Linked DNA regions of Homo sapiens: all the other regions are linked to region 2. A link is a loop called in an ENCODE intact Hi-C map of the cell type or tissue named here. Cell type or tissue: HepG2. All regions are shown on one strand. Links, peaks and the distances in the headings refer to the core of each region. The heading gives the core; the rest is flanking DNA.

Evidence for each region. A loop is a pair of places that touch in the nucleus more often than their neighbours do. Peaks named below come from ENCODE experiments on the same cell type or tissue, not always from the same donor. Only the 100,000 strongest peaks of a DNase experiment are listed, where the experiment ranks them.
Region 1: a loop joins it to region 2, with 4 times the contacts of the local background. A loop is called at or near these places in 5 of 110 quality-filtered maps.
Region 3: it touches region 2 in a loop (6-fold over the local background); 2 of 110 quality-filtered maps call a loop at or near these places.

What each region holds. Positions count from the first base shown.
Region 1 is chr2:69,161,839-69,172,007 of GRCh38, forward strand. ANTXR1 (ANTXR cell adhesion molecule 1) reads left to right here. Exons shown (of 18, transcript NM_032208.3): 14 at 8,410-8,451. Among named protein-coding and RNA genes, the nearest start is that of MIR3126, 63 kb to the left of the region's middle. RefSeq lists an enhancer at 9,619-9,913. In HepG2, for the core only: no CTCF peak of the experiment used is centred there; a DNase peak (open chromatin) is centred at 5,123.
Region 2 is chr2:69,210,629-69,220,797 of GRCh38, forward strand. All of the region lies in intron 17 of ANTXR1 (ANTXR cell adhesion molecule 1), which reads left to right. It overlaps LOC124906019 (a long non-coding RNA gene), which reads left to right. Exons shown (of 2, transcript XR_007086799.1): 1 at 1-10,169. Among named protein-coding and RNA genes, the nearest start is that of MIR3126, 110 kb to the left of the region's middle. RefSeq lists a silencer at 6,469-6,763. In HepG2, for the core only: no CTCF peak of the experiment used is centred there; DNase peaks (open chromatin) are centred at 4,343, 6,143 and 6,573; H3K4me3 peaks cover 234 bases.
Region 3 is chr2:69,274,934-69,285,102 of GRCh38, forward strand. No RefSeq gene overlaps it. Among named protein-coding and RNA genes, the nearest start is that of GFPT1, 110 kb to the right of the region's middle. RefSeq lists an enhancer at 4,861-5,362. In HepG2, for the core only: no CTCF peak of the experiment used is centred there; a DNase peak (open chromatin) is centred at 5,248; H3K4me3 peaks cover 3,189 bases.

The DNA of each region.
Region 1 (10,169 bases), core at 1,144-9,143, 49 kb before region 2:
TTCTCATGCAGAATTTAAAAGGCCAGGGGGGCAGCAGTTGAGCCGGCTTTAAGAGATCAACCCAGAAGTCCCCCAGGACATACAGTGCTTTAAATCAAAGGCTTCAAAAAAGACCTTTGTCATCTAAATACAGGCACATTTATTTGAGCTAACCTCTGAGCGTGCAGGAAGTCATCATTTGTGGAAAAAAAAAAATCCATTACTATTGACTGACAATGCAGCAGACTCCACAGCAAAAGAAAAACAAAAATTCCTGGAAAAAATAGAATAGAAGTTGCCTTAAATGCATAGCCAGGCTCATGAGAAAATAGGAGATGTTTCCAGGGCCCAAATAAAGCAGGATCTGGAAATCAGATGGTCATCTGACCCTAAAGCAGTGGCTTCCTGCCTGAGATTTTCTTATCTCAGTAACCTAGATGTTTGGCTTAATAGCCTTTCATGGGCCCATAAAAGTTTGGGAGTTGAAATTGAGTCTTCTGCCTAAAGCTGCCTAAAGCCTTGAGTGAAAGATGGGCTATGGGTTTGATGTGGGTGTGTATGTTTGTGTCCCTAAGAATTCATAACCTCTGAGAGGTCTAGAGTTCAAACTTACACTACTTGAGGTTTTGTAAATTGGAAGCTGAGAAAAAGTTTGGAAATGCTTAGGGATCTGCAAGAGGAAACCTGAAACCTCTGGCAGGTTCGTCCCTCAACCCAGGCCTCATAGAATTTCCATAGGTAAATGCCTACTACACATGAGCTCACAATCCCAAATTACCAAAAACCCAAGGAATATTATTTATTACTTGGGCCCTTGGGATTTTATGATACACATGGAAAGCACAAAAGACCAGAGAAAGGATGAGGAAGTCAGTCCCTGTCAGCACTATTCCCTTTGCTCTGTCCAAAGTTAACAATAATTGTTAAATAGCAGATACACTGAAAATTCTCTGTGTATCACCATTTCTCCTGTAACATGAAATGTGTTCCTGAAGATATGACTGCATTATGGAATTTTGGCCCATGAAAATAATAGGACTAATGGGGGAAATGGGTTCAGAGCAGAACATTCAAAACTGTGCGATCTTACAAAATAATATATTAGGTTGGCGCAAAAGTAATTGCGGTTTTTGCCATTGAAAGGAATGACAAAACTGCAATTACTTTTGTGCCAACCTAACGCTAAAAAATAATAAACTCAATAAAAATGCCACCGTTTTAAACACCTTAAATTCTTAATAAAACATACTTCAGTAAATATGGCTCTTTACCTTGATTTTTTTTAAATAAACAGGTGAAGTTTCTTAGTTGACGTGAGTCTGATGCAGCACCGTGGCTTTGAGCTACAGAAACAAGACGGAAGGAAGGACATTCTTAGGGCAAAGTGTCACAACACAAGGGGAGATGGCTATGACTCAGCGTCTTGTTATTCCTTCTGCACTGGCTTAAAATAGAATTTCAGCTTTTGTTGTGTTGCCAGGTTCCTCTTTTCATGTAAAAAAAAAAGCAATTTGCGTGGTTCCAAATAAGACTGAAAACCATGAAAGTACTATTCTGCTGCTCTCGGCATTACCTCCTTTTCTTCACTCCATCACACATGCCTCTAATCCCCTCTAAGGCAACTGGTGGCTCCTGTGAGTTCCATTCTCCTTTCTTTGGTTTTTCAGCATGGTCTCTGAGGAAGCTCATTTGGGTTTCTTTATGCCCATTGCTCTCACAGTATCTCATCTTCTCTTATATCTTTACAAACATCTCCTGCACAGGCTGAAGGCTTTCCTCCCTCATTCAACCCCTGCATTTTTCGAACCAGGACACACGCTCCTATTGACAGTGCTATGTAAAAGGTTTTTAATGAGGAAAAGAACACGCATTCAGGAGCGCCATACATGCTGGACTTGCACAAGGACACACCTAAGTGAGAAAGCAAATGAGGTATGCCTGGTTTCTGCATATTCCTCCCCAGGTCACTACTGGTGGCTGGGCAGCATTTTCACATTCACCTGATGTTACTCAGTGGCGCCGAATACTGTCACCTCACACTTTTAAATGTGTAATGGTTAATGTTATATGAAGTTGACTATGAAGAACAAAAGACGAAAAATGTACATTACCTTCTCCTTTACCTTGCAAAAATCATATTTTGAGCTGGCACAGTTTTGCAGTTTAGTGATTTTAATGCCCTGTTTAACTACCACATATGAACAGTCACAAGTTACATATCTGTGTTGGAACAAAACAGACTGTGCGTGTAGTTTTCAAATTTTCAGAAAGTCTTCTTAGAAATGAATTTCGGATACAAAACTGGAAAATGGAGTCTATAATCACAGGGCAAGTGAATTTACATGGAAGCCTGGGTTAGGGGATGAAAGGGGGTATAGGTGGTATCTAATAAGATGGCACAATTAACCGTAAGGCCAACCCGTGACTCTGATTAGATTCCCATGACGCAATGCATCCAAGCATCACAGCCCACTCTTGGCAGTTGGGACTTTCAGCATCTTAACTACTGAAGAAACATTTATATGGAGGGTTAAGAGACCAGAATTGAATCTTGTAACATGTATTAAGTGCTTATTTGAGAGGCAAGGAAGTTTATTATAATCAGAAATGCTTCCTTTATCCCTCCCTTTTCAGGAACACACACTCATTTATTCCAGAAATAGTGGCCGAGTAACAAACACTAAGCTGTGTGTCAGGAGATAAGTATGCCCATGTCTTCAAGAGCTTACAGTCCAGTGCGGAAGACAGAGGAATAAACACAGTTCAGTGAGTTTGTTGCTAACAGTGCAGACAGAGAGAGATAAGATCCATGTCCCTAATTCCCAGGGAGCCATCTGGCTGGGATTGTTTCAGGGCTGGATCTAGAAATCCAGGCCGTGCCAGCCTTGTATGCAGATGACCACAAATTCACATCAGTGGAAGCCAAGGAGTACCTGCATGCAGAGCTGAAAATTTACTCCAGAAATAGTTCTATGTCTTCCCCAACACAGGACGGGAGGCAGTGGAGAGCCCAGAGTTCCTGACAATGGAGCGGGGACACCAAAATTTTTAGAATGAAACAGCTTCAAAGCTGGTCTTTCTAATCAGCTATAAGCAAGTCTCAACAGAACACTCATGGGAATGTCTGACTTGAAGCTAAACATAGCCCCTGCATATCTGACAGAGGTATGGGGCTCCAGGAAATAAGCTAATTCACAGTTCTCAAAGTGTGGTCCCTAGACCAGCAGGTACTTTGTCAGAAATGCAAGTGCCCCTCCCCAAACCCACTAATGAGGAACTCAGGGGTGTACCCCAGAAAGCTGTGTTTTAAGAAGCCCTCCAGGTGATTCTGATACTCAATAAAGTTTGAAACCACTGAGCTAATTAAAATTAGAGGACAAATGCTTCATTTCGTTAATAAAGGAGTTATCTGAAGCAGCTCTCTTGGACTTTGTCTAAACAGCAGAGATGCCTGTGTGTCAAGGAAGTGTCTCCTTTGCAGCAAGAGACCAGCCCTTCGGCAGAGAGGACTTGCAGGAAGTGCCCTGCATTCAGCTCATGCAAAAAGGACACGGAGACACAAAAATACAACTTAAGAAGAAAGGGGCCAAAAACGAGTCCCCTGTTTTGTTCCATTTCTCATGCCATGAGATGAGCATTTGTCAACAATGAGCCTGTCTATACAGCTTATCCTATTAACCAGTCCCAGTCACAGAGTGAGGAGACAAGAAAGATGAGGAGGGGAGATGTGAAGTTGTGGTGGAGGATTTCTCAACAAGGTGACAGAGGCAAAACAGGGGACCACAAGGAATCACTAGGCCTGGCATTCTTTTGCTGCTAAAGCAGCATGTGGGCCTGACTCGCGGCTTCAAACGGAACGTCTAGTGAGCCTGTGCAGCCGTCATCTGGTAGGTGGGAAAGGTGCCCATGTTGAGAACTAGAATGACAGCATCCTTTCTTCCACTGCACAAGACTGTAACAGTAGAGTTAGCAAGTGACAAACACAACGGCAAGGATCAAAGCCTACACATTAAGAATCAAACTTCAATACTGCTAGAGAAAAAAGAAAAGCAAAATAAACTCATCAGGTGCTTTATCTCACTTTAACAATTTCTAAAATCAATTTATAAAGCCATTTATAAAAAAATAAAATGAATTATTAGAGAGCGCTTTACAGAGACCCAAATGGTTGAACTTAATTCATAAAACCAAAATAGTTCAACTTCCCAGGCATGAAACAGGCCCTGAGAACACGCAATCTTTCTACTCTATTCGTACTATGCTGACTGCATCTCCACATCTTCCATCATTACTATTTCCAACAGCCAAACTCAGGAGTGCACATAAAAACTGGAATTTGTTTGACTCAATGAGAATTTGTCAGTAACATTTCAATTTGATCAGATTCTACCTGGTCTTTTCTGACTTTCCTTTATCTATGCAATGATCGTCATCAAATCTGACCCTACCTCATGTCAGCCTGAACAGAGACGGATAAAGTCAGAATTAAAGTCACTGGTAAGAGAGGAGAGGAGATGCATCTCCCAACACACAGCAGTTTCAAGAAATTCTCAGGTATCAGAGAAATACCAATAGAATTCAGGAGTTCCATATTCCATCTCATTTTTCCCGTCCCCTTTACCTCACCAGCCCATCTCTTAGTGCAAAAGGGACTCTAGGGCAGCTATCCCAAGGAGGCAAATGGTCACTTTCTGCTTCTCTAAAATACCCAGTCTAAAGGTGGTAGTAAGTGGGGAAGTGGTACTAGCCTGCAGAGTAGAAATGTGAAAAATGTTCTCAGATTTACTCCCATACTACCATCCAGTTCTTCCATGTTATGCTTATGTTTATTATTTTCCATTAAAATATTTTATTAACGACCCTTCAACCCTATCCATCTTCTTTGTCCCTCCTAATGAGGAAGGCGCCAAAGAGCCCACCCATAACCAGGAGGATGCTCACATAACCTGAGAAAAAGGAGAGTGGGCCAAACCAAGCCTGAGCTTGGAAGCTGATTCTAGCTTGCATTCTAGTTGGAAACAGAGGATTTCTAGTCATGCTGGTTGGAAACAAATAATTATGCAATTTGCCTTTCAATTACAATTCAAAGTGCTACAGAAAACAAACATGATGGGAGCCCACAAAGAGAACCTTGTCCTTTCTGTGAGATTCCCAGGGGAGGTGCATTTACTGGAGATCTGTTTGATAAGTAGGTGTTCACTGGGGAATGTGCAGGGCTGTGGACTGAGCGTGGAGGAGGTAGCGAGCATTTGGGCAGAAGATACTGCACTTGAGAAGCAGCAGAGCATGTGGAAGGAACAAGAAGGTGCCCAGGAGACTGGAGTGCAGAAAGTGAAGGAGAGAGACACAGTGGGAGGGAAGTAAGGCCACATCATGTGGAACCTGTGGGACATGGGGGCAGTTTGCATTATATCCTATAAGCCATGGGAAGCCATTAGCAGGGGTGCACTGGTTTTAAGTACTGAAGCAACCACGGAGATATCTATTTTTAAGGCTACTCTGTGTGTGGCCGTGTTGCCATGGTGCCGCAGGCTACAGAGCAATGCAGGCTTTTGCCCAAGCTGCTCCTCCAGGCAACACAGACTCTGGCCCTGAGGGGAGTGGGGTGGGCTGAGAAAGCTGACATGTCTCTGTGCTCAGAGCACTCCTTTGGGTGGCCCATGTGCTGGTCTTGGCACAAGGATTTGGCCCACTCACGGACAGCCTATCCAACTTTACTGCTTGGAATTCTCATCCCTGACTCCAAGCTTAGCCTGTCTAGATCATACTTTTAAAAGCTGTCCTGCCATCCTGTGGTGAGCTGCACCCTGCTCCCCAGGGGCAAGCTTTCGGTGCATGGGCTTGAAGCAATGAGAAGACTTCCTGCCCATTCCTGCTGAACATAACCAGAAGCCGAACCAGTGAGACCAGGTTGGAGGTGCTTAATTCCTGTTTACCTGAACAGAGTGGCATTTTTTCCAGAAGCTCAGGTGCCCAACTTACAGTGCGTCAATGTGAAATCTGGATCATAAACCAGCCCCTCTTTATCAATATTTAATAAATCATGGATTTTAGCATTGTGTTTTGGGTTCCTTAGGGTCTGGCACATTGCAGGATGTAGAATAGATATTCAATTAATACTTAATACATTAAATTAAATAGCAACCGCATTGATGGGTTGGTCTGAGTGTTGGGCCACCTAGAACTGCATTCCCCAGCCAGTGTCATATGCTGACACACATGTGGCCAGGCATACTGCTACTGACTCCCCCAAAACCCTTGGCCACTGTCAGAACACCAGCCTCCTGTCTCACTCAGTTCATGAAATGCTGGCCCCTTGGCATCTCTGTCTGGAAGCCACCATGCAAAGGCATTTAGTATATGCAGGGGGGGTATGAAAGATGTAATCAAGGTAAGAGACAAATACAACAAGAAAGGGAAAGGAGAGTATTAATAGCATGCAGCATCTATTGAGCACCTACTCACTACCAGATGCTTAACACACATGATCGCTCATGATGACTCAGTTTCTGCAAGGTTCATGTTATTACTTCATTTAACAAATGAGGACAGTGGAGATCAGACAGGTTAAGGGACTCATCAAATCCTGACAGTCAGGAGAAGGCAGGTCTGGAATTCACATATAACATCTATGCTGTGCTTAGCTCATAGCACCGTGGAGACAAAAGCCCTCTGCTCAGCACCAAACCTCTTCACACCCAGGGGCCTTGCCACATATGCTGCCCTCTCAACATCTGTCTCTTCCCAAACATCCTGTTCCCCCTCTCACTCCCTTCCCTACCCCTGCCCCAGGAGAACAGATGCATTCCAGATCTTGGTCCCCAGATCCTCACCCCTCCCTCCAGTTTCCAGACATTTCCTGCTGTAAAGTAATTTACTGCTTCTGGGATGATGGGAAATCAGTCCTGGACAGGAGCGATCCTCCCCAGAGATTTCCTTAAGGAACTCTGAGCCAGGGTTGAGTGGGTGAGCACAATCATGGCTTTGCATTTTCCAGAGACTTTCACCAGGCGTCTCACAGCAGCCAGGAAGTGGAGGCAGATGAAATGAGAGTTTGAAACCCCTGGAGGCCTTCACTTCTGCCTCTTCAATTAATGGAATACCATACTTTCAGAGGACTGGAGTCTTGGGCCATTGGCTAAGGTTAACAGAACCTGCAGTGGGAAGCCTGCCTCCTCATGCAGAGATGACGTTATCAATAATGGTAGGGTGGGTAACAGCGTGGGGATTGGAGCCCTAACAAGGTCCCAGAATAATCATCAAACCAGAGGAGACATGTGCTGAGTAGGGAGAGCTGAAGAGGTGCTTGCTGCCAGCTAAGCAGCCTGGCCTGCAGCCAGAGCCCGGCTCCCCGACTGGAGGAAGAAAAAATGGGTCCTGTGGGCTGTGCCCGAGCACCCAACTACAAAGGCAGCACCTGATGTTAAGGCATCAAGAGATAGGGAATGAGCTTTGGATTTGCCAGAAGTCCTCTAAGTAAAAGAACTGAGTAGGGGACCCAAAATTCTGATAATAAGTTTGGGGTGAGAGGAGGAAGCCCTCCAAGGCACAGAGTGGAATTATAGTAGATAATTGCCAAATGCCATGTAAGAGACTCTAAATCCATTTAACGGTGAGGGCTTTCCTTTTATGACAGAGGGGTACAAGTTGGGGTCAAGAGGGAGGAGGGACTGCTCACTGGCCCCAGCTGTCCCTGCTCTGTCCTTATCCCATGTGTCATCATTCTCTCATGGGTTAGACTGTCTCCCAATTACTTGCCCATCCAGAGTTTCCACATGTCTCTCTTCAGCCCCAAAGATGGGACAGTCAGAATCTTATAACACTGTTAGTTAAAGCTTTGTGCCCCTAAGTGTCAGTGCCCTGAAAGAAATCCCTGGACACTCCTTTGCTGCCTCTGTTGGGACTCGGTCTGCCTGGGCAGCACATCCACCCTGCAAAGACACCCGTGGGGACCAGTGACAGCTGAAGGACTGCCAGCAGCCCGCGTGGGGTCCACGCTTGACACATCCCTAAAGCACCATGTTAACTTCCATTGTGTGACAATTCTTTGTTAAATGTGTAGACGATTGGATAGATGGATGAATAAATAATCTGATATGTGAATGACTCGGTGAATAAATGAGTGAATAAATTTGCATGATAGTTATCTGGGGTAGGAAATGAAACTGTGACCTGTGGAACATTTATTTCTCTATACAAAACCAGAAGAGACGCAAATGAGACTGGAACCCTCAGCCTGAGTCATATGCTAACTAGCAGAGCTACTCTGTCCAGCAAAGACACCTCTCATGGCAGTGATTAAGCCCGACTTGCTGGGGCCATTGCCATGGTAATTATGGCAGCACCACCACGGTACCTCCTGACAGCAAGCCTCTTAGGAGGCAGGTAGCCAGAGATTTTTCACTGACCTGTTCTCTGTTTTCTTTTCAGATTATCAAGGAGGTCCCTCCACCCCCTGCCGAGGAGAGTGAGGTAAGTGACCACAGCAGGATGGCAGTGGGTGGGCAGGGTGGCAGAGTAGGGTGGAGAGCTGGCTGGGCAGCTGGACACTTAGCCCCCTGCAGAGCAGAGCTAAGTCAAGCTCAAAGGATTTAATGTACCTGCCTGTGAAGCAGAAGGGAGGAAACTGTCTGGCCTTTCCTAACCAGGGATGAACAAGAAACTGAACTAAACTGCCAGAAAAGACAATGAGTTTTGGAGGTTTTTCTCCCTGCAGAGATAAAATGTGAGATGGAAATAAATGTTTTTATCAGTACAGTTATTTGGAGCTTTGAGATACTGACTTTTCCTCTCAAACAAACCCTAAGATTCTCTTCTCCTGCAGAGACTTAATGCTTTATGTGTGTAGATCAGGCACAGTTTGCTACATTCTCCAATCATTGGTTCTAGGAATAACCTGATGCCCAATTCTTCATTTTTCTTTCATTTAAAAACAATATTACCTAAAGATGGGCCAGGCAGTAATGAAAATACGCTGGAGAGGGATATGTTAATATCCTGGCCTTCCTCTCAAATTCTCGTCATCTAAAGAAAAAAATTCTTGGACTCTACCACTGAATCGGCCAGTAAACTGTTCTGATGCAAGGGTGGCCTGGAGTAGAATACAGTGGAGGCATTAAAGGCTAATCATGAGAAAGGCAAGAGTGCCTAGCAAGTGGCTTTGCTAATCTGATCACTCTTAGTACAGCTGGAGTCTCTAGAAGTAACATCCACCCATTCAGAAGCCAGGGTTACATATCTAAACACTCAATGAGACCAAAAGATAGATTGATAAGGTTTCAAGTTCTTGTCCTCAATCCCTAACGTCTGTTGTGTGCAAATCAAGTGCCAGTTCCTCACCCTTCCCCTTCCAATGCATTTGTCAAGTTTCCTACATACAGAAAGAGTAATGATTAAATTAAAAATTCCATGTGGCTCTTATATCCTGAACCATACGCATGTAAGCCAAGGGATTTAATAGCTGCAATCAATTAAAGTGCATCTTGTTGGAATGCTAACTTTCTGCCCAGAAATCAAGGGAGGAAATTACATTGCTGTGCAAAGAAGAAGAAAAAACCTTCTTTACATACATTAAAACCTTTCCTTAATCCTTCAAGAGAAAGTACCGTGGCTAGTTCCACGACTGCAATTGGCTTTGCTTCTGTTATGTGCAGCTATCTCTTAGACTTCCAAAACATAAAAAATAAAATAGAGCAAGGAGCTCCCTTATTAGGACTTTGTTTGCCTGGAGGCAAATAACATTCCCTCCCTTGTTGTGTTCAGTTAGAAGGGTTGTGGCTTTTTCTTTTGGCTCTTGCTCTGTATTTGCCTTTAGAAGGTGACGTGGCAGCCATAGTGGCCAAAGTGCACCTGGGGATGTAGGTTAAGACTGGGCTCTGACTTACCCCAGATCCAACATCTAGCCTAGGGTTGCACACACAGTACAAGCTCAGCAGGGACTTTTAGGATGAAGGACCCAGCAACACAATTTTGGAGCCAAGTAAAAAAGCCCAAACTAGAAAACCATCTAGGAAGGATAGCTAAAAGCAAGGAAGAGAAGTAGTTGAGTTTTTTCTGTTTCATAAAAGTTGTAGTTACACCCAAAGAAAGCTGACTTCATTTCCCAAACAGAATGACAACCTCAGAATGCTTGAATCTAAAGGGTTATGTTAGGCTTAAAGGAGTTTTTGGGCTGAAGCTTCCTCACCTGT
Region 2 (10,169 bases), core at 1,420-9,419:
AAATTGTACGTAAGAACCAGATGTTGGCTGGGTATGCTGGCTCAGGCCTGTAATCCCAGCACTTTCAGAGGCCGACAGGGGTGGATCACTTGAGGTCAGGAGTTTGAGACCAGCCTGGCCAACATGGCGAAACCCCGTCTCTAACAAAAATACAAAAATTAGCCAGGTATGGTGGCACAGGCCTATAGTCCCAGCTACTTGGCAGGCTGTGGCACAAGAATCACTTGAACATGGGAGGTGGAGGTTGCAGTGAGCTGAGATCGTGCCACTGCACTCCAGCCTGGGCGACAGAGTGAGACTCCATCACAAAAAAAAAAAAAAAAAAAAAGAACCAGATGGTTGTCACAAAGTGATAATTTGTTTGCCACTGGCAGTAAGATAAAGAAGAGAGAGATCTTGGGTGGAAGTGACAAGCCAGAGGCAAGGGCTGGTCCGAAAAGGCTACAGAGAGGAGGTGTTACCTAAGATTTTCCTTAGAGGATACCCTCGGGCTCTGGTTAAACAAGGAGAAACAGGGAGGGTATGAGATCAAAACAGGTTGCCAGTCAGCAAAAGTTTACACATGCATGCATATGTATATGCAACTTCTTCTCCAGCCAGTGAAAACATTTTCTTGGCATATAGGCTGAACTTCATTAATTCCCAAGGGCAATACATGCTGTCAGTGCTAAGGAATGCAAACCCACCCTTCTTCACTTACCAGCACAACTACTCTCTTCCCCAGAACACAGAGCGGGATCAACTGTGCCAGCAGGTGTTGGGCACATCTGTGTAGACTCCACATGCATCTCTCTCTGACATAAGGGAATTTTTACTCCTACACACCAAAGAACTACACTCCCTTAAACACCTTCACTGGTTCCCACTGCCTGCCCACACAAGGTGTGTTTTGTGGAATAATTATTCTGCAGCTGTTCATAGGTGTCAAATACATTTGGAAATTGTTGCACTTAGTGTTAAAGAGGGCTTTTTCTCTGCAGGACTTCAAAGATGCTTTAATAAGCCAACATGCATTGGGAATCTCCAAAGGGGGAACATACGCAGCATTTCCCAAACTTGTAAATTACTGATCTGTTTTCATAGAGCATCACTTGGGACTAACAGTCTGTGAAAGGCACTTTGGGAAATGCGGGACTGACTAAGAAGGGCTTCCCCTAGTGCCCTCCACAGTCAGACGCTGCCTGCTTCTCAGGAGTCCTGCACAAGGCAGACTGCCCCCAAGACGCTATTTCAGCCTACTCACCATATGTATTCCCACCTGTGGACCTCTGCTCACACCACCCCCGGCCCAAATTATGCTGTTCCTTCTCTTCTCATTGTAAGTCAACCCACTCCTCTCGTTGTAAGTCAACCCAAGTCCTTTCTTCTCTGGAAAGCTTTGCTCATCCCTACCAGGACTGGAGATGCCTTGTGCCTCAGACCATCTTAATATTGCTTTATGTCACACTCATTTAGCTTTTGATAGCTGGCTTCTACCTCTATCTCTAATACCTTGCATATGGTAGAATTAGTAAATTCTTTATTAAAGAAGAAGAAAAACAGGAAGGAGATAAAAGAGGAGAATCACAAAGAAAGAAGTAGGGGAGGGGAGGAGGAGGATGGGAGGAGTAGAGAAAGAGAGGAGAAAACCAGGGAGGTGACAGTGGGAAAGAGAATTTCACAGGACCTTGGACGTGGTACTTTGATTGAGTGTAGGTAAGAGGCAAAGCCCAGGGAGCGCAGCCTTGAGTACTTAGTGGAAAAGAAGATCCATGAGGTTCTGCGTATATGACCATCCAAGGCAGCTCCCAGGAGGTGTTCCTGGCACCATGCCACACTTAGCTGCAGGGCAGTGCCCATTCATAAGGTGTCAGCTCTAACCAGTGAGTGCAATACCTAAGAGCAGGCGCAGACTGTGACCCCTTAACCTAACCTATGCTTTATGATAAAATAGATACATATTTATATTTGTACTATTCAGAAAACAGCATATGTATCCATTTCTTGGGGGTTTTCTTGTAAACAACATAATACAATATCCAGTTAGTACTGAGGTGTTTTTGAGACAAGGTCTTGCTCCATCACTCAGGCTGGAGTGCAGTAGAGTGATCACAGCTCACTCTAGCCTTGACCTCTGGGACTCAAGTGATCCTCCTACCTCTGCCTCCCAAGTAGCTGGGATCACAGGTGCATGCCACCAAGCCTAGCTAACTTTTTTTAACATGGGGTCTCACTATATTGCCCAGGCCAGAGTGCAGTGGTGAACATAGCTCACTGCAGCCTCAAATTCCTGAGCTCAAGTGACCCTCTCACCTCAGCCTCCTAAGTAGCTAAGACTACATGTGCACATCACCTTTTTTTTTTTTTTTTTTTTTTTTTGGTAGAGAGAGGGTCTCACTATGGTGTCCAGTCTGGTCTCAAACTCCTGGCCTCAAGCAACCCTCCTGCCTCAGCTTCTCAGAATGCTGGTATGACAGACATGAGCCACCACCACACCTGGCTATTACTGTTAAACAAAATTAATAACATACAAAGTGCAAATTATATAACCCTAAAGCAATCACTGTCAAGAGACCTACCACTAAAGCCAGTGCCTTCGTTTCACAGAGGAGGGGCCTAAAAGCCACAGAGCAGATTGAGCTGTGACTAGAACCTCAAATCTATGGCCTAGTGCACTCACTACATGGACCATCTGAAGCGCTGCTTCTCATGGCTGGGCAGCCTATAATCTCTTTGTCAGCCAGATGGCCAGTTGCCTGAGATGGGAGACACAAGAAACATTCCCACATCTGCTTCCTGCTTTTAACTCACATAAAAATGGCCAGTCGGTTTAACAAAGCTATTTTCCTAAAGGGACCAGAGCTTCTATTTTTTCTGTACATTTAAAACGTGCCAAACAAAATGACACATGTTGTCAACAAGATGCAACAGATATCTTCCCACAAAGCCTCTTCTTTGTAAGCTGTCATGCCAGTTCTGTTGATGTAGTTACCTTCCGCAAAGACCAGCGGTCTTGCCAGAGCTCCACCCTGGAAAAGCTCATCCTGTGGAAGCACAGCTTGGTGGGGTCGCCAGACTCCTGTCTCTAACACACTGTTAAATGCCTAGATGTATTTCTTTCATGCTTGTGCAGAAATTCCATTTCAGAGTGTCGGGGCAACACCTAAGTCAGTCTCCCACATGTGGGTCATGGAAAGAGCCAGGGCCTGGACGCCAGGAGGCCTGGGTTCCAGTCAACATTCCCTGTGACTTTTACAAGTCGCAAGTGGATGACCATGCCCCCATTGCCAGCAGCCTTGGGACGTATGTGGGGGCACTAAGCATAATGGGCCAGTGTGGGGCATGGGAGGGGGTCAGCCCAGCTGCTGTGGTCCCTCTGCCAGCCCCCAGGGCAACCCACAGCCAGGCAGTCTCAGCCAGGGCAGGACAGGGGCCAGGGCCAGAGCAGCGCCTCCACACTGAGTCACAGCCAGCCCTGTAGGAGAAAAACAGCTGAATGTGGGTGAGAACCTGAACATCCATAACAGCCTGGTCCAGGAGAGCATTTCTGGGTCCTGTGAAGAGGAAGAAGAGAAAATGATGTTGGAATCCCCAGGTTAAGGAAAACCAAGCCATTCCCTGGCCTGCAAGCTGTATCACTTCCTCTGTAACTGTTTCTCTCCTTCTGAGCACTGGTACCTGGTTTGTGGGACAAGAAGACAAGTGACATGATCAAAACAAAGCTTTGGTTTGTATTTCCTTCTACTCCTTGTAAATTTTATTCATTGAGAGAGATTTTTCTCCTGCCACCACATACAGCCATGGCAGGCCCTGTAACTGTTCAGTGTATTCTTAGGCTATAAGCAGGTCCACCCTCAAAAACAAACTCCAAATTCAGTCATAGAAAGTACAATCCGAGAGATTAATCAAAACCTCCAACTTGAGCCAGGGTAAACCTTCCTTCCTCCCCCAGCTAGGCTAAACTCCAACCCCACCCTGTGAAAAGGCAGGATGAGGTTGTCTCTCCCCTGTTTCTCCATTTTGCTCTTCTCCTCCTAGTCCCCACCCAAGTCTGTTAGCCAATTTCTTACCCCTCCTTGGTAGGGGCAGGTGAGCAGAGGTAGGAGAAAAAGTAGACCTTCCTTGAACTAGTCCCATTATAAGCTGGTCTGTGCTCTGTGGGCCCAGCCTGTGTTTAACACTGACTCTCTTTTTTCCCCTGGGGTGCTCCTTGGAGCTCTTTTGGGATCTTCCTTCCAGTAGTTTCCTTGACACAGGCAGATGTTTCTTTATTCCCAGTGTTTGCTTGTGGTGCTTTCATAGCCTCTGGGTCTAGCAGTCACCTCCAGCTTGTTACTGCCGAAGTCCCTCTGTCCTATTACATAGCCTCTTGGACAGCATCCAAGATGACTCTGCTCTGCACTTCCTCTGCACGACCCACATCTGGTCCACAAGAAAGACTTACAGGACGCATGGATGGGCGAACCCAATTGCAGCCCCTCCATCCTGCTGCACAGGCTGCCTCCACTTTCTCAGACATGAGAACTCTGTATTCGCCATCTTCAGGGAACCCATTCCAAGCTCTCCAAGTAGCCCCATGGGGACAGCCTCACTGCACTGGAGGGGAAGCCCAGGGAAGCCCTGATGAAATCTCTACTGGAAGGGTCTCTGGAGACTCACAGCACAGCAACTTTTCTCTCCAAGAAATCCCTTCATACATCCTTCGCCCTACCCAGGCCCCTTTTATAGCCTTCATCTGGCTGAAGAGTCCAAGCATCATGAAGCCAGTTTACAGATGTTTCCCTATTAGGCAACTTATTAGAATATCTTACAGCTCAGAGCATAGTCAAAACTTCCATTTTAACATTCATTACATGCTTATCTCAGATTTTAATTATCCACCCATTTAAAGATATGCCCCATGGGGCATAGACATCATCTGGTTTATTCACTACTACATCCCAGCTATGATAGGCACTCAGTGAATAATTATTGAATTAACAAATTAATGTTTAAGTAAAGTAGCGTCCCCTCCTCAGCCTGCAAGCCATATGGGAGTGGGAACTGAGATTATTTGTACTCAATATTTGCCCCCAGTAGAGTCTAGTAGAATGCTGGCCCATAGTAGGTACTTTAAAAGTGGCTTTGAAAAAAATTAATGAACCTGGGCAAAAGGCCACATTTCTCTAGGTAAGATTAATGGAGGCTCTACTGACCCAGAGCCTCTCTCCCATTCTTCTTCAAATTCTTCACTTGGCTACATTGCTTAAAACTCTGCTAATCAGATATTCTATCAGTTCAAAGCTTTTTTAACAACAAAGATATCACCACTGAGAAAATGGAAGCCAGTCATTTACACTTAAGAAGACAATTTGATACAAGGAATGTACAGGAACACTGTCAGGGGCCTGAAGAGTGCTAGGAGGCACTTAAGAGAAAGGAGATGGCAGGCCCAGAGGTGGGAGCTCTTTTAGAGGCTTGCCAGGGAGACCGTGTGTGCCAGGAGGTGAAAAGGAAGTGGCAGACAAAACCAGTATTTTTTAGAGTTTGCCTTTAGCAAGCTTCCTTCTACACAATTTTTAAGAACCAATTAATTTTTAGAGCTAGAAGGAACCTTTTATATCATCAGATTCCATGGCTTCCAAACATTTTTGAGCCAAAAAACTTCTTCTTTCAATGAAATCTTACCAGAAAGCCAATATGAAAAACAGGTAAGCGGAGATAATCTGGTTCTAGATAGGTGGTTTTAGGTGGGTTCTAGATGTTTGGGCTGGGAAACCAAACATGCACATACACATACATATCTATTAATACATACATACACACATGCATATACATACATATACACACATACATATATGTATATACACACATATATACATGCATGCACATATATACACACATGTACACGCACACACACGATTTTCTCAGAGTAGTCTTCAAACCTCCCCCTCAGAATCACTAAGTGCTCCTGAAACACAGTGTGTCCAGATACAATGAAAGACCCACAGTCATCCTCACCCATCACCATGTCCCAGAGACTGGGCTCCAGAGGTCAAAAGAAAATGAAAGACACTAGACCCTACTGCTCCCTCCCCTTGATCAAGGAGCAAGACCTTGTCCCCTCCACTTCCCAAACTCTTTGTCTATTCTGTAAATGTTTGCAAATCAAAGAAAGAGCCCTTTCACGGGACCACTGAAGACTTCCCCCATGAGTTTAATACTACCAACAAATATTTACTCAGTTCTTCCTACATTCTTGACCCGTGTTTGGCACTCAGAACAAGTGACCATTGTCATTGCTAAGTTAACCAGCACTCTCTGGGTGCTGCCTGTTCAACCTTCTCTGAGCCATCTCAATTGCAGTTAAATATCCCACATCTTTCCATCTTTCCCCTAAATGTGCTTTGAGACACTGTGTGAACTGATCTGCTGAAATGCAGATAAACTACATCTGTCAGCCCCCATCTATGAATCTAGTGAGACTTGCAAAAAAAATGAGGTTTGGCACAATTCGCTTTCGGCAAACCTTTGCTCCCAGGGATGACCACTGTTTCCTGTCTTTGGAACTTATAAGCCATCTGTTTAATAATCTGTCCTAGCTTCCTGCCAAGGACTGACATGCATCTCACCAGTCAGCAGTTCCCACCAAAAGTGCTTAGGGCCTCAGGGCCTCCCATCCCTGCTGCTGGCCAGTGTCCAGCTCACACAAGTGGCCCCCTCATCCCTAATGAGGCCTTACTGGAGAGGATGGGCCACTCGCCTATTGCAAGTGCACAATGTGAATCTGAGAGTTCAGTTTCGTGTAATTATTTCTGTATCAACAACATCAACTCAGGGCTCAAGATCACCTAGGTGAGAGTGTAAGAATAGAGACTTTCCAATTAGCAGAGCTAGGTTTGAAACCTAACCCCACCACTCACTGTGTGGTTTTGACTAATGACCCACTCTGAACTTGTAAAATGAGCCCATGGGAGCTCATGGTTGTGATTACTAAATGCAATATAGTGCATTTAGTATATGCAATATTGTGCATGAAATGCTCAGCACAGTGGCTGGTGCATATCAGCATTGTTATTATTAAAAGAAAATACCCTTATTAATTAACTACTGCAAGTCAGGGGTGGGAATGGGACAAGGAGCAGGCCTGGGTGGAGGGCCTGTGTGTGAGGGGACTATTCATAGGTACCCAGTTCAATTCTTTTTCTAGGCACTAGCGGTATATGGAAAAGATCCTCTTCCCTGTAGAGCTCGAATTTCATGGAGAAGAAATTATGAGAGAATGTCTGTCTCCTTTCAGTCACCTGGCTTGTGGATTTGCTATCCCCAGGTGAAACCAAGGCCCTACTGGACTGGCCCCAGGCTGATTCCTGGAGGAAGCTACTTTTCAGAGGGGCACACAGGTTATCTCATGGACAGGTTCTTCAGGGTGTCTTCTAACCCCCAGAGATCTGAGGACAAAGGATTCCTATCATCTCCTTGAGCAACTGTTAAGGAGGCAGAGAGGAGCCGGGTGGAAGGTCCTCAAATGAACAAGGTCAACCAAGCGGCAAAGGTTCTAACAGTTCATTCTCCTGGCCCTCGTGTGAAAACTGCAGAAAAGTCACCCCATGCCTTTGTAGATTAAAATTAAGCTGGCAAGATTCAGCTGTAGTGGGCTTTAGATGGTCTGGGTCACTTTCTGAAGCCAATTTCTTTTAAAAGCTCTCAAGCTGAAGGCAATAATACTAAATGACAGCTGAGAATTTTAAGTTTTATTTTCAGTTCTGGAAAAAAAGGGGGGGATGGGTATCCCTTTATATTTTTATACTGAGGACAAGTCAGTAGGGAGATTTCATTGTGTTGTCGGTGTAAAAGTAATCAACTCAGTGTGCCATAGCCAGGAATTCAAACTGCTTGGAAAATGCAGGTGTAGTTAGCCCTTTTCACTGGAAAATACACTGGACAGTGACGTGGGTAGGTTAAGAGCAGAGAGCTGCTGGGAAGATCTGCAGAAAGGGCAAGGTTGTCTGCCACATTCCTTCTTCCTAAAGCACTTATGCCATCTAGGTGAAACTGGGCTGTTCTAGGAGGGGTAGTACTTCCTGCTTTAACACTAACCAACTTGAAAATCACACTGGGAACAAAACCATGACAGCCAGGAACACAGCACCAGAAGGTGAAACCCAGCCCAGAGTATGTAGCCGCTGTAACTTACAGCATTAATAAAAGGCTTACAGAAAACCAAAGGCCTATTAAATATCCCTGCCCCACCTAGACTCACCACTTAATTGGGGTGGGAAGCCTCAAGGCAGAAGGAGTATAAATGGTTCCAAAGGCCGGAGCGACTTTGGTCTGAAAGGCCCAGGTCCAATTAAAACAAACCAGGAGCCTTAATAACTGCTCCGTTTTGACATCGGGAAACCCACTCTAAATTCTGTCAATGGCTATGATGTAGAGATTTTATTATGATTATTATTTCATGGACTTAATGAATGCTTAAAAGAATTAAGCCACGATAAGACCCAAGGTCATAACCTCCTCATCCACCACGAAAGGGCAGCTTGCCCCAGAGCCAGCCTCTTCTTGGGAGGCAGTCCCCAGGTCCCTGGGTTCTGGTGGTCCTACTATTTGATTTGGGGTTGATTTAGAGCATGCACAAGCAAAATGGGCTGTAGGCCCTTGCCGTGACTGTAAAGGCTTCTGTGTGCGTAGTCATCTCCTCAACCTGCCAGAAATTCCCCAAAAGGAGAAAGGTTAATCCCTCTAACTTAAGGAATTTTAGCCTAGGTAACATCACAGTGTCCACCAGAAGGAGGACACACACACACACACACACACACACACACACACACACCCTACTGATGAAAATTAGGTTATCTATCTCCCTTAACCAACTGGCTATGAGTACATCTTGTTCTTTTATGCATTCACCATTTTTTTGTATTGCTAATGAGCCACAATAAGCAATATTGAGTATTTCTTACTGAGTTGTATTGAGTCCTTCACCATGAGCCAGGCACTATATTATATGCTAAACAAGTTCATTTTCTTTGTGTATCACAAACCTTTCTGATTATAAGCAGTACTTATTAAGTGTTATGTTATCAACGTATATTAAAATGACAAATTCTCTTGGTAATCATGATTCAGTAGATACAGGGTGGGGTTTTGTCCTCTGTTTTTAACAAGTGGCCCAAGGGATGCTTATGATCAAGTCATTGTCCTAGAAAGCTTCCCAGCTTGTCCGAAACCTCTTGACTGAAGTGCCCACAGACTCCTCCACCATCAGAAGGGTCCCCTTTCCCACTGTGTTGAGCCCTCCCATAAGCATCTCCATCCTTCCTGATTTTTTTTTGAACAGGCTTTTAGCTGCTGAAAAGCAAAATAATACCCTCAAAGGAAAGTTTTATTGGAGGGAAACTGTCTCAAACTGCAGACAGTATCTTTTTGCATTTTATTAAACCTGCAGAGCTAGAGCCATGATTTAAAGCAATGGGTGGCCAAGTAACTTGAAGTCTATTTTAGTTACCATTTTTGTTACTGATGGTTCCACCTACTCAAAAGAAAAAATAGTGAATAGAAATATTAATATAGGAAGCCAAGGCAGTCTCATGGCTGCAAAGAAACATTGGTTCTGTGCCCTGACCTTCCTCTTTGTGGCTCAGATTTTCCACCTAGGGGAGGGTGATTTTTGCTCTCTCCTCATCATACAGAGCTGCTGAAGGGATCCTTAAGAGAAGGCTCTTCTAGACTTTGAGTTTCCTGACCAAAATTAAACCGTTGCAGTTGTAGTATCTTTCTCTTAAAGTGGGTTTCCTCATTCACCAGACATTACCATTAGAGCCTGGAGTGATGAGAAATGTCTAAATGTAGGTAAATAGACAAAGACTTCCAGAGTTTTCCCATGTATTGTCAATGGGGCAACAAGGCATTGCCCTGAAATCTCTGGGTGTGTGACATTAAGATTACAGCTTGTATGTAGAACATAAAAGGCCTCTTTATACTCTATGATTATGAATTATGATAATCTTTCTTAAAGCAAGTATGTATATATTGTTATTTATTCTTTAAAACAACTTTTCAAAACATATATTCTCTATCTCAGCTTAAGTTGAATGTACTTCTTAGAATGAATTTATGTAGCAAGTCAACTCTGCTCTGTGCAGACAGGGTCAGTTGTCTTCTCTCTGAGCAGATTGTTGGGGGCCAATCCTAGCTAACTATGAAAC
Region 3 (10,169 bases), core at 1,397-9,396, 64 kb after region 2:
TTACCAGAATCCTAGAAATGTAGAGAAGTGGAGAGGTATGAAGAGAGGTTGATTGATGTGTACAAAAATATAGTTAGATAGAAGAAATAAGACCTGGTGTGAACACTATTTTCAAAACAGCTAGAAGAGAATAATTTAAATGTTCCTTGCATAAATAAAACAAATGGTTAAGATAATGAATATCCCAATTACCCTGATTTGAAAATTAAATATTATATGAATGAATCAAAATATCGCATGTGCCCCCAAATACGTGCACTTATTATGTGTCAATTAAAAAAAATAAAAATAAGACCATATCACCTAACCCCTGACAAAAAAAATGAACTCTAAGCCAGACTGCCAGGGATCAAATCCCAGCTCTCTGACTTATTAACTAAGGGATCTTAAGGTCATGTAAGTCTGTGCCTTAGTTTCCCCATCTGTAAATATAAGTAGTGATTGCACATGTATGATGTGTTGGCTGCCATTATTAACTCTCCAGTCTCACTTCTCACCGTTCCTCCACAAGTACCCTATGCTCTGTCCCTAAAATCACCAAGTTCTGTCATGACTGCACACTTAGGTACTTGCTGGCCCATTTGCCCGGAATGCCTGCCTTCCCCCTTGTAAGCCTGGATAACTCTAATTTAAAGCTTAAATATCACTTTCTCTGTGATACCTTCCCTGATTTCTCCTATTCTGGTATATCTGTATCATACCACTCACAGTAAAATCTTATTCTTTAGTCTCTACCCAACCCCCACCTTCCTGACAGGAAGGAACCATGACTTATTCATCTTTGTTTTTCCAGCATTTTGCACAAAACCATATACCTACTAGAATCATGGTAGCTAACAGCATGAATAACTTAAAAGTAGGGAACCTGGGCCTCAAAAATATGAATTGATTAGCTAACTTTTCTCAATACTTTTCCAGGCTTCCACATAATAGCAGTGCCACAGCTAGAAAGAATGACAGGACATAAAAATGCATTGAACTATATAACTAGAATGCAGAGCTGTCAAGGAACCCAACCAAGATCTTTCCACTATACCTGTTGAAACTAACAGAGAGTTTCTAATTCAAGATAGCACACTGCCTTGCAAGACCACATTAAAATGACAATAAAAATATCTAAAAGTCCATCACCATGAAGAAAGTGTGAGTAGTCACCAAGGGACAATAGATTTCAATAAATTTCTGAAAAATAAAAAACAATACTTAAGGAGCTGACAAAAGATGAAACAAGATAGAGGATGCTACAGCCTATAAGACTGATGAGTGGGGGTAGGGGGCAGCTACAGAGGAAGACCTCTGTCCTGAACAGCCCCAGAGAGACTCCCAACTCAGAAATGCCAGGTGCTAGGGTGGGAGTGGGATGAAGGGCTGAAATCAAAGAGATCAATGAAAGTCTATATGTAGAGCAGTCGTCCTCAACTCATCTCCTACCTCCACCATGTACAGAATTCCCAGCAGGCTGGTGTGCTGTAATAACCACCTCCCTACTCCGAACAAACAAAGCACAAGGTTCTTCTCTTTTGGAGGGGTAAAACTGGGAAAAGCTACAGCAGCTGGCGTAGGGCATTTGGAGTTTTCTTGCTAAGGTTCAACTTCCTGCCCACTATCCTTAAAGGAAAGCCTACCTGTTGACAAGCTCCGCTTCCACACACAGATTCACAATCACCTTTTCTTATTGCCTCATTCTCAAATATAACCAAACAACTAAAACCTCATTATACACTTGAGGGAAGCCTATACCGTAAAATAAAAAGACCGATGCAAACAATCAGAAATGGGTAATTCAAAAGGCAGAAGAGAAGGAGATCTCTAACTAATGTACTCAGAGAGATTTGAGACAATGTCACACAAGATAATAACAAAAGACTATTCATCTAAGGAGCAATCTAAGAAAAGAGAAAAAATCATCAGAATGATTGGAAAATAATGTTTGGGAAATTTTCATCAGGGAGAACAAAAGGAAATCTTAATTTTTTTAAAAAATATATAAGACAGGGCTGGGCACGGTGGCTCATGCCTGTAACCCCAGCACTTTGGGAGGCCAAGGCGGGCAGATCACAAGGTCAGGAGTTCAAGACCAGTCTGGCCAATATGGTGAAACCCCATCTCTACTAAAAACACAAAAATAAATTAGCTGGGCATGGTGGCAGACACCTGTAATCCCAGCTCCTCAGGAGGCTGAGGCAGGAAAAGCGCTTGAACCTGGGAGGCGGAGGTTGCAGTGAGCCAAGATCATGCCACTGCACTCCAGCCTGGCGACAGAGCAAGACTCCATCTCAAAAAAAAAAAAAAGTATATATATATATATATATACACACACACACACATATATATATGAGACAAAAAGAACCAACCCAGAAATGTTCATCATCTGACTGGTAAAAGTCCCAAAGGAAAAAGAGAGAATACAGGAAACAGAAGGAGGAGAATTGTTTTTAAAATAGTACCCCAAAATCCCCAAGTTGAAAGACACAAGTCTTTAGACTGAAGGATCAACCAAGTACACTGCACAAGAGAATAGATAGAGGAAGATTGATAGCTAGACAGATAGACAGACATATTATGAAATTTCAAGACCCCCCAAGGATAAAGAGAAAATGCTAAAAGCTTCCCAAAAGGTTTTAAAAAGTTGTCTACAGGAGAACAATAACTAGATCGGTATGAGACCTCTCAACAGAAATCTTAGATTCTAAAAAGCAGTGGAACAAAGGCTTCAAACTCCTGAGAAAAAACACAGTTTCAGCTAAAATTCTATACCTTGCCAAGTATAAAATTAGGACAAAGACATTTTCAGACCTGGAAGGAATGAAAAATTTACTACCTTTTAATGAATATACTTGATGATATAGTCCAGCAAAATAAGACAATTAAAAAAGAAAGGATAAGACACGGGACCCAGAAAGCAATAGATCCAATGCAAGAGGTTAAACTTCCAACCTCCGCCTCCGAGGCTCAAGGGATCCTCCCACCTCAGCCTCCTGAGTAGCTAGAACTACAGGTGCACACCACCACACCCAGCAAGTTTATTTTTGTAGTGATTGAGTCTCACTATGTTGCCCAGGCTGGTCTCGAACTCCTGGGCTCAAGTGAATTCAAAGGAAATTCTAAGGAATTCAAAAAATTGAAAGGAATGTTTAAAGGCATAAACTCAGAAAAAGAGATGATAGGATATCAAGGGTGGGAGAAAGAAAAATAAAAAGATGAAAATATTCCAAAATTGATTGTGGTGATGGATGCACAACTCTCTGAATATACTAAAAGCTACTGAGTTGTACACCTTAAATGAATAAATTGTATGGTCTATAAATTATATGTCAACAAATCTGTCTCAAGAAAAGACAAGAATGTGAGATGAGAAAAAGCAACAAAATTTCAGAAATTGAATGGCAGATGGACGAGTGATAAATAATCAGAGACCCCCCCCAAAAAAACTGAATTCCACGCTCACAGTAGAGAAAGCCTCAATGAAGCATCATTTACACGTTGGATGAAACAAAAGATTTGGAATCCAGGGACCTTGGGAAATAGAAGTGAGAGAGAGGGGAAGATAGGAGGTTGACAAATTAAGAATCAGTGAAACCCTCGAATGCCCTCCTCCACGCCACACAACTGGACAGCTGCCAGTGGTGCTTTTGTCGTCATGTTAATATAAACAGAAACACTGTGTTAACCAGGATATCTGTAACTCTCTGTGAGAAGGATGAGGGGTGGGAAGTGCATATTTGGTATGGTGGGGGCCAAGGCAGTTAGAGGGAAGAAAGTTAAAGCCTCATCTTTTTTTAATGGGAAGTCAATAGTAAATGCCTAAAACTAAGTAATGAAGAAATAACATTGCAAACAAATAATTTAGCAATATGGAAGAAAATATCACGCTGTTTGAAAGTAATGGCCTTCAGGAAGTGAGACAGTGGTGGCAGTTGGAAGGGGGGAGTCAGGAGACTGTCTTTTTTTTTTTTTTTTTTTTAAAAGACAGAGTCTTGCTTTCTCCCAGGCTGGAGTGCAGTGGTGCGATCTCGGCTCACTATAACCTCCGTCTCCCAGGTTCAAGCTATTCTCCTGCCTCAGCCTCCCAAGTAGCTGGGACTACAGGCACGCGCCACCACACCTGGCTCATTTTTGTATCTTTAGTAGAGACAGGATTTCACCATGTTGGCCAGGCTGGTCTCAAACCCCTGACCTCAGGTGATCCGCCCGCCTTGGCCTCCCCAAAGTCCTGGGATTACAGGCATGAGCCACCGTGCCCAGCCTCCGCCTCCTTTTCTAACAGCTTGAGATATAATTTTTTTTAGTATACTGCAGCATGTATTTAATGAAAATATGATGTCAGCAAAGTAGAAGAAAGAACATCAACATTTTTGAGTGTATGTCAACACAGACAATATCTAAAGAAACAAGAATTTTTCTGCATATGTGACTTTGTAGACCAGACAGTAATCTGTGTTATTCTAAGAGCAGTGACTATATGGTTAGTAACTATTGTGATCAATAATTAACGCCACATGTCTATCCATTTAGGGATTATGTGTCTTCTCAAAGCCCTCGCAAATTGCTTTATTTGCCTAATAGGACTGAAATCACATCACATGTTTCACATTGCTGAAAAATGTCCAGCTCTGTATTAAGATATAATTTACATACTGTAAAGTTCACCCATCTAAAGGGTACAACTCAGTGGGTTTTAGTATATTCACAGAGCTGTGCAACCATCACCATAGTCTAGTTTTAGATCATTTCATCATCCCGATAAGAAACCTGATACTGCTGTTTTAATAACAAGCCTTGTAAGGCATGGTAAAATAAAATAAAATAAAAACTAAATTAAAAGAAAGAAACCATTAAGAGTGGTTTCCTCTAGGAAGGAGAACATGGGGTGGTTGGCGATGACATGAGAAATGGAAGTTTTCATTGTTGGCCTTTCTGTAATATTTTCTGCTTCTTTAAAAACCATTTATGTGTGCTGTTTTGATTTTATAATTTTCTTTAAAAGTTATAACAATTCCTTAAACACAAACTTAATGGGAAGTCAGGGATTACATTAGTGGCAGTGTTCGCCAAAGACCTTTGGAAGTTGAAAGTGCTCTGCAGATTTGAGGAACTGTTGTCATTCCAGCATCACAGCAGGGGTGGGGAAGAGATCACACAAGGTCAGCAACTTGGGAACTGGGACATAGCCACATAACACCTGCTGGAAGGTAGCCACCAGCTGGGATGATGGGGCTGTCCCCACAACAAAGGCCCCTTTTTGGAGATCCCTGGGGCTCAGGAGCCAGTGAGTCTGTCTTTGGGGAAGATAAGGCAGAGGGCCAACCCTCACGACCCACGAGTGTGGCATGTCCATGACCAGAGACCAAGGCCAGGCTTGCGACATGAAAAGGTGAGTGTCAATGACCTAAGTATTAATAGAGAACTGCGGCATCATCTCACCCAGAACCATCTCTCCCCACATAGCAGGGTCCACTTTTCTTGAGATTAGGTCCGTTTTATGTTTTACATTTCCCTTCACTTTTCAGAAAAATGGCCCCAAGTGGGACTGCCTTTTTTTAATTCCAAGGAACAGCACCGGCCACATCAGCACTGTTCTCGCCTCTGCCTCCAAGCTCTGTTTCTCATCTGGCTGCTGAGAGAAGTTGCTGTTGCTCTGCCAGCAAAATGTCTCTAGGAAGAAAGGAATGGAAAATATGAGGAAATTTCCTTACAAAATCTCAAAGAATCCTCGCTCAGCATAACCAGTGAGAATTAGCTGCACAATGAACCACATCGGAAAAGGCGATCATAATTCCTCAGTGCCTGATGCCCACCCAGATTTACAGCAGGACCGCTCTTTGTGGATCCACAAAAGGTTTCCACGTTGAGGGAGAGCTTCCCAAATGGGACCGAAGACATGAATCTCATAGGTGAGGACCCTCACTGGGGAGTCCTGATGGAGAGATGGGACCAGCCACCCTGGAACCTGAATAAGGAATTTGAAGACTTGGACTTGGGGCTGGAAATGGTAAGACTGTTCTCAACCTTCGGACCCTGACAGGGCCTGCCCAGTCATGACCATCTCACACTTGTCCCTGGTGTAAGCCCCACCACCACCTGTTCCCAGGCTGTCAGAGGCACAGTCTTTAGGAACCCACCAGGGGTATAACAAATACACCCCAGCAAAGCTTGTCTGTTTTTGTTTCTTTGTTGTTTTATTTTTGTTTTTTTGAGACAGAGACTCACTCTGTCACCCAGGCTGGAGTGCAGTGGCACAATCATGGCTCACTGCAGCCTCCACCTCCTGGGCTCAATCCTCCCACCTCAGCCTCCTGAGTAGCTGAATACAGGCATGCACCACCATGCCTAATTAATTTTTCTTTTTGGCTAACCATCTTTCATTCTTTTAATTTTTTATAGTACTTTCAGTTCTACGGTACATGTGCACAATGTGCAAGTTTGTTACATATGTATACATGTGCCATGTTGGCGTGCTGCACCCATTAACTCATCATTTACATTAGGTATATCTCCTAATGCTATCCCTCCCCCAGCCCCCCACCTCCTGACAGGCCCTGGTGTGTGATGATCCCCTTCCTGTGTCCATGTGTTCTCATTGTTCAGTTCCCAACTATGAGTGAGAACATGCGGTGTTCGGTTTTCTGTCCTTGCAATAGTTTGCTCAGAATGATGGTTTCCAGCTTCATCCATGTCCCTGCAAAGGACATGAACTCATCCTTTTTTATGGTTGCATAGTATTCCACGGTATATATGTGCCACATTTTCTTAATCCAGTCTATTATTGATGGACATTTGGGTTGGTTCCAAGTCTTTGCTATTGTGAATAGTGCCACAATAAACATACGTGTGCATGTGTCTTTATAGTAGCATGATTTATAATCCTTTGGGTATATACCCAGTAATGGGATGGCTGGGTCAAATGGTATTCCTAGTTCTAGATCCTTGAGGAACTGCCACACTGTCTTCCACAATGGTTGAACTAGTTTACACTCCCATCAACAGTGTAAAAGTGTTCCTATTTCTCCATATCCTTTCCAGCACCTGTTGTTTCCTTTTTAATGGTCACCATTCTAACTCATGTGAGATGGTACCTCATTGTGGTTTTGATTTGCATTTCTCTGATGGCCAGTGATGATGAGCATTTCTTCATGTGTCTGTTGGCTGCATAAAAGTCTTCTTTTGAGAAGCGTCTGTTCATATCCTTTGCCTACTTTTTGATGGAGTTGTTTGATTTTTTCTTGTAAATTTGTTTAAATTCTTTGTAGATTCTAGATATTAGCCCTTTGTGAGATGGGTAGATTGCGAACATTTTCTTTCATTCTGTAGGTTGCCTGTTCACTCTGATGGTAGTTTCTTTTGCTGTGCAGAAGCTCTTTAGTTTAATTAGATCCCATCTGTCTATTTTGGCTTTTGTTGCCATTGCTTTTGGTGTTTTAGTCATGAAGTCTTTGCCCATGCCTCTGTCCTGAATGGTATTGCCTAGGTTTTCTTCTAGGGTTTTTACGGTTTTAGGTCTAACATTTAAGTCATGCCTAACTAATTTTTAAGTTTTTTGTAGAGACATGGTCTCACTACATTGCCCAGGCTGGTCTCAAACTCCAGTCTCGAACTCCTGAGCTCAATCAATCCTCCCACCTCTGCCTCCCAAAGTGCTAGGATTATAGGCATGAGCCACTGCACCTGACCTGCATTATTTTTTTAACCAGGACAACTGAGTAAAAGCTCTGTTATGAGAATGGGACATAGGAGAGGTAGATTTTGACTGGGAGGAAAGGAAAACCCAATAAGAGATCTTACATGGAGGGCAGCCCTGATAAGGAAAGGTGGGACCCTGCTTTGGGCAACACTAAGTGGAGGAAATAACTAGAAGGAAATGGAACGTAAGTAATCCAATGCAGTAAATAACCAAGAGAAAAAAGAAAATGATGCAATGACTGACAGCTCATTTTTTCTTTATTTCATTTCATTCATTGACAGCCATTTTACTTGGAAATAAGAAAATTTATATGGAATATAAATATGCAAGTGAAGTACTGAGGATGATTTTCAGAACCTTCTTTGTAGATAATTACACCCAGGTGAGCCTCTTCTGAATGTCACCTTGAATTATAAATGCCTCCCTCTCTTCTATCCTCTTAGGCAATGAAGATACATGGTGCAGAAGTTTTGAAATCAGCCATATCTGGCTGAAAGTCCTGAATCTGCCATTTAGTGGCTGTGTGACCTTAGGAAAGTCATGCCACCTCTCTGAGCTTCAGTTTCTCCATCTGATTCATGGTAGTAGTAATGACAGCTAACACTTTCCTGATCATTTTCTATGAACCAATGTTGTAAATCGTCTACATCGATCAACTCTTTTCAACCTCATGACAAACTCATCATGTATATTGTTATGGGTTGAATGGTATTTCCCAAACATTTACATGTTGAAATCCTAACCCCCAGTATCATAGAATGTGGACTTATTTGGATATAGGATTGTTGTGGAAGTAATTAGGTAATTTAAGATGACATTTTACTAGAGTAGGATGAGCCCCTAATCCAACATGACAGGTATTCTTACAAAAAGAGGAAATTTAGGCTGGGCGAAGTGGCTCACGCCTGTAATCCCAGCACTTTGGGAGTCTGAGACAGGCGGATCATGAGGTCAGGAGTTTGAGACCAGCCTGGACCACATGGTGAAACCCTGTCTCTACTAAAAACACAAAAATTAGCTGGGCATAGTGGTGTGCACCTGTGATCTCAGCTACTCAGAAGGCTGAGGCAGGAGCATTTCTTGAACCTGGGAGGCAGAGGTTGCAGTGAGCTGAGATCATGCCACTGCACTCCGGCCTGGGCAACAGAGCAAGACTCTTTCTCAGAGAAAATTAATAAATAAAAAAAAGAAGAAATTTGGACACAGAGACACACACATAGGGAGAATGCCATGTAAAGATTGAAACTATTTTGCCACAAGCCAAGAACTCCCAGAAGCTAGGAGAAAGGCCAGGAACAGGTCTTTCCCTGGTGCCTTCAGAGGGAGCACAACCCTGCTGACACCTTGATCTTGGACTTCTAGCCTGCAGAGCTGAGACAATAAATTCCTGTTGGTAAAGCCACTTGGTTTGTGGTACTTTGTTATGGCAGCCCTAGCAAATACGTACAGTCATGCATGGTATAACAGCATTTCCATCAATGCAAATCACATATTCAACGATGGTCCCATAGATAAACAGTACCATATTTTTACTGTACCTTTTCTATGTTTAGATATGTTTGGATACATAAATACTTACCACTGTGCTATAACTGCCTACAGGATTCAGCACAGGAACATGTTGTATAGGTTTGTAGCCTAGGCATAATAGACTATACCGAATAGCCTAGGCGTGTAGTAGGCTATACCACCTAGGTTTGTGTAAGTACACTCCTTGATGTCCATGCAATGGCAAAACCGCCTAATGACACGTTTCTCAAAACATATCCCCTTTATTAAGCAACCTGTGACTATAGAGTCAGCCCTCCTTTTCCACAGTTCCACATTTGCAGATTTAATTAACTATAAATCAAAAATATTCAGAAAAACAAAACAATAAAAAATACAAATTTGAAAAACTATACGGTATAGCAAGCACTTATGTAGCATGTACATTGTATTAGGTACTATAAGTAATCTGGAAATGATTTAAAGTATAAGTGAGGATGTGCATAGGTTCTAAGCAAATACTAAGCTTTTGTTTTAAATTTGAGACAGAACCTCCTCTGTTGCCCAGGCTGGAGTGTAGTGGCACAATCTCAACTCACTGCAACCTCCACCTGCTAGGCTCAGGCAACCTTCCCTGCCTCAGGCTCCCAAGTACCTGGGATTACAGGTGCTCACCACCACACCTGGCTAATGTTTGTACATTTAGTAGAGATGAGGTTTTGCCCTGTTACCCAGACTGGTCTTGAATTCCGGGGCTCAATCGATCCAACTGCCTCAGCCTCCCAAAGTGTTGGGATTACAGGCTTGAGCTACTGTGCCTGGCCTAAGCCATTTTATATAAGAGACTTAAGCACTGATAGACTTTGATATCCATGGAACCAATTTCCCCATAAATACTAACGGACAACTGTATGTATATGTGTGTTATTACATTTCCATTTTACAGATAAGAAAAACAAAATGCAAGAACTTAAGGTCACACAGTAAGTAGGTGAGCTGA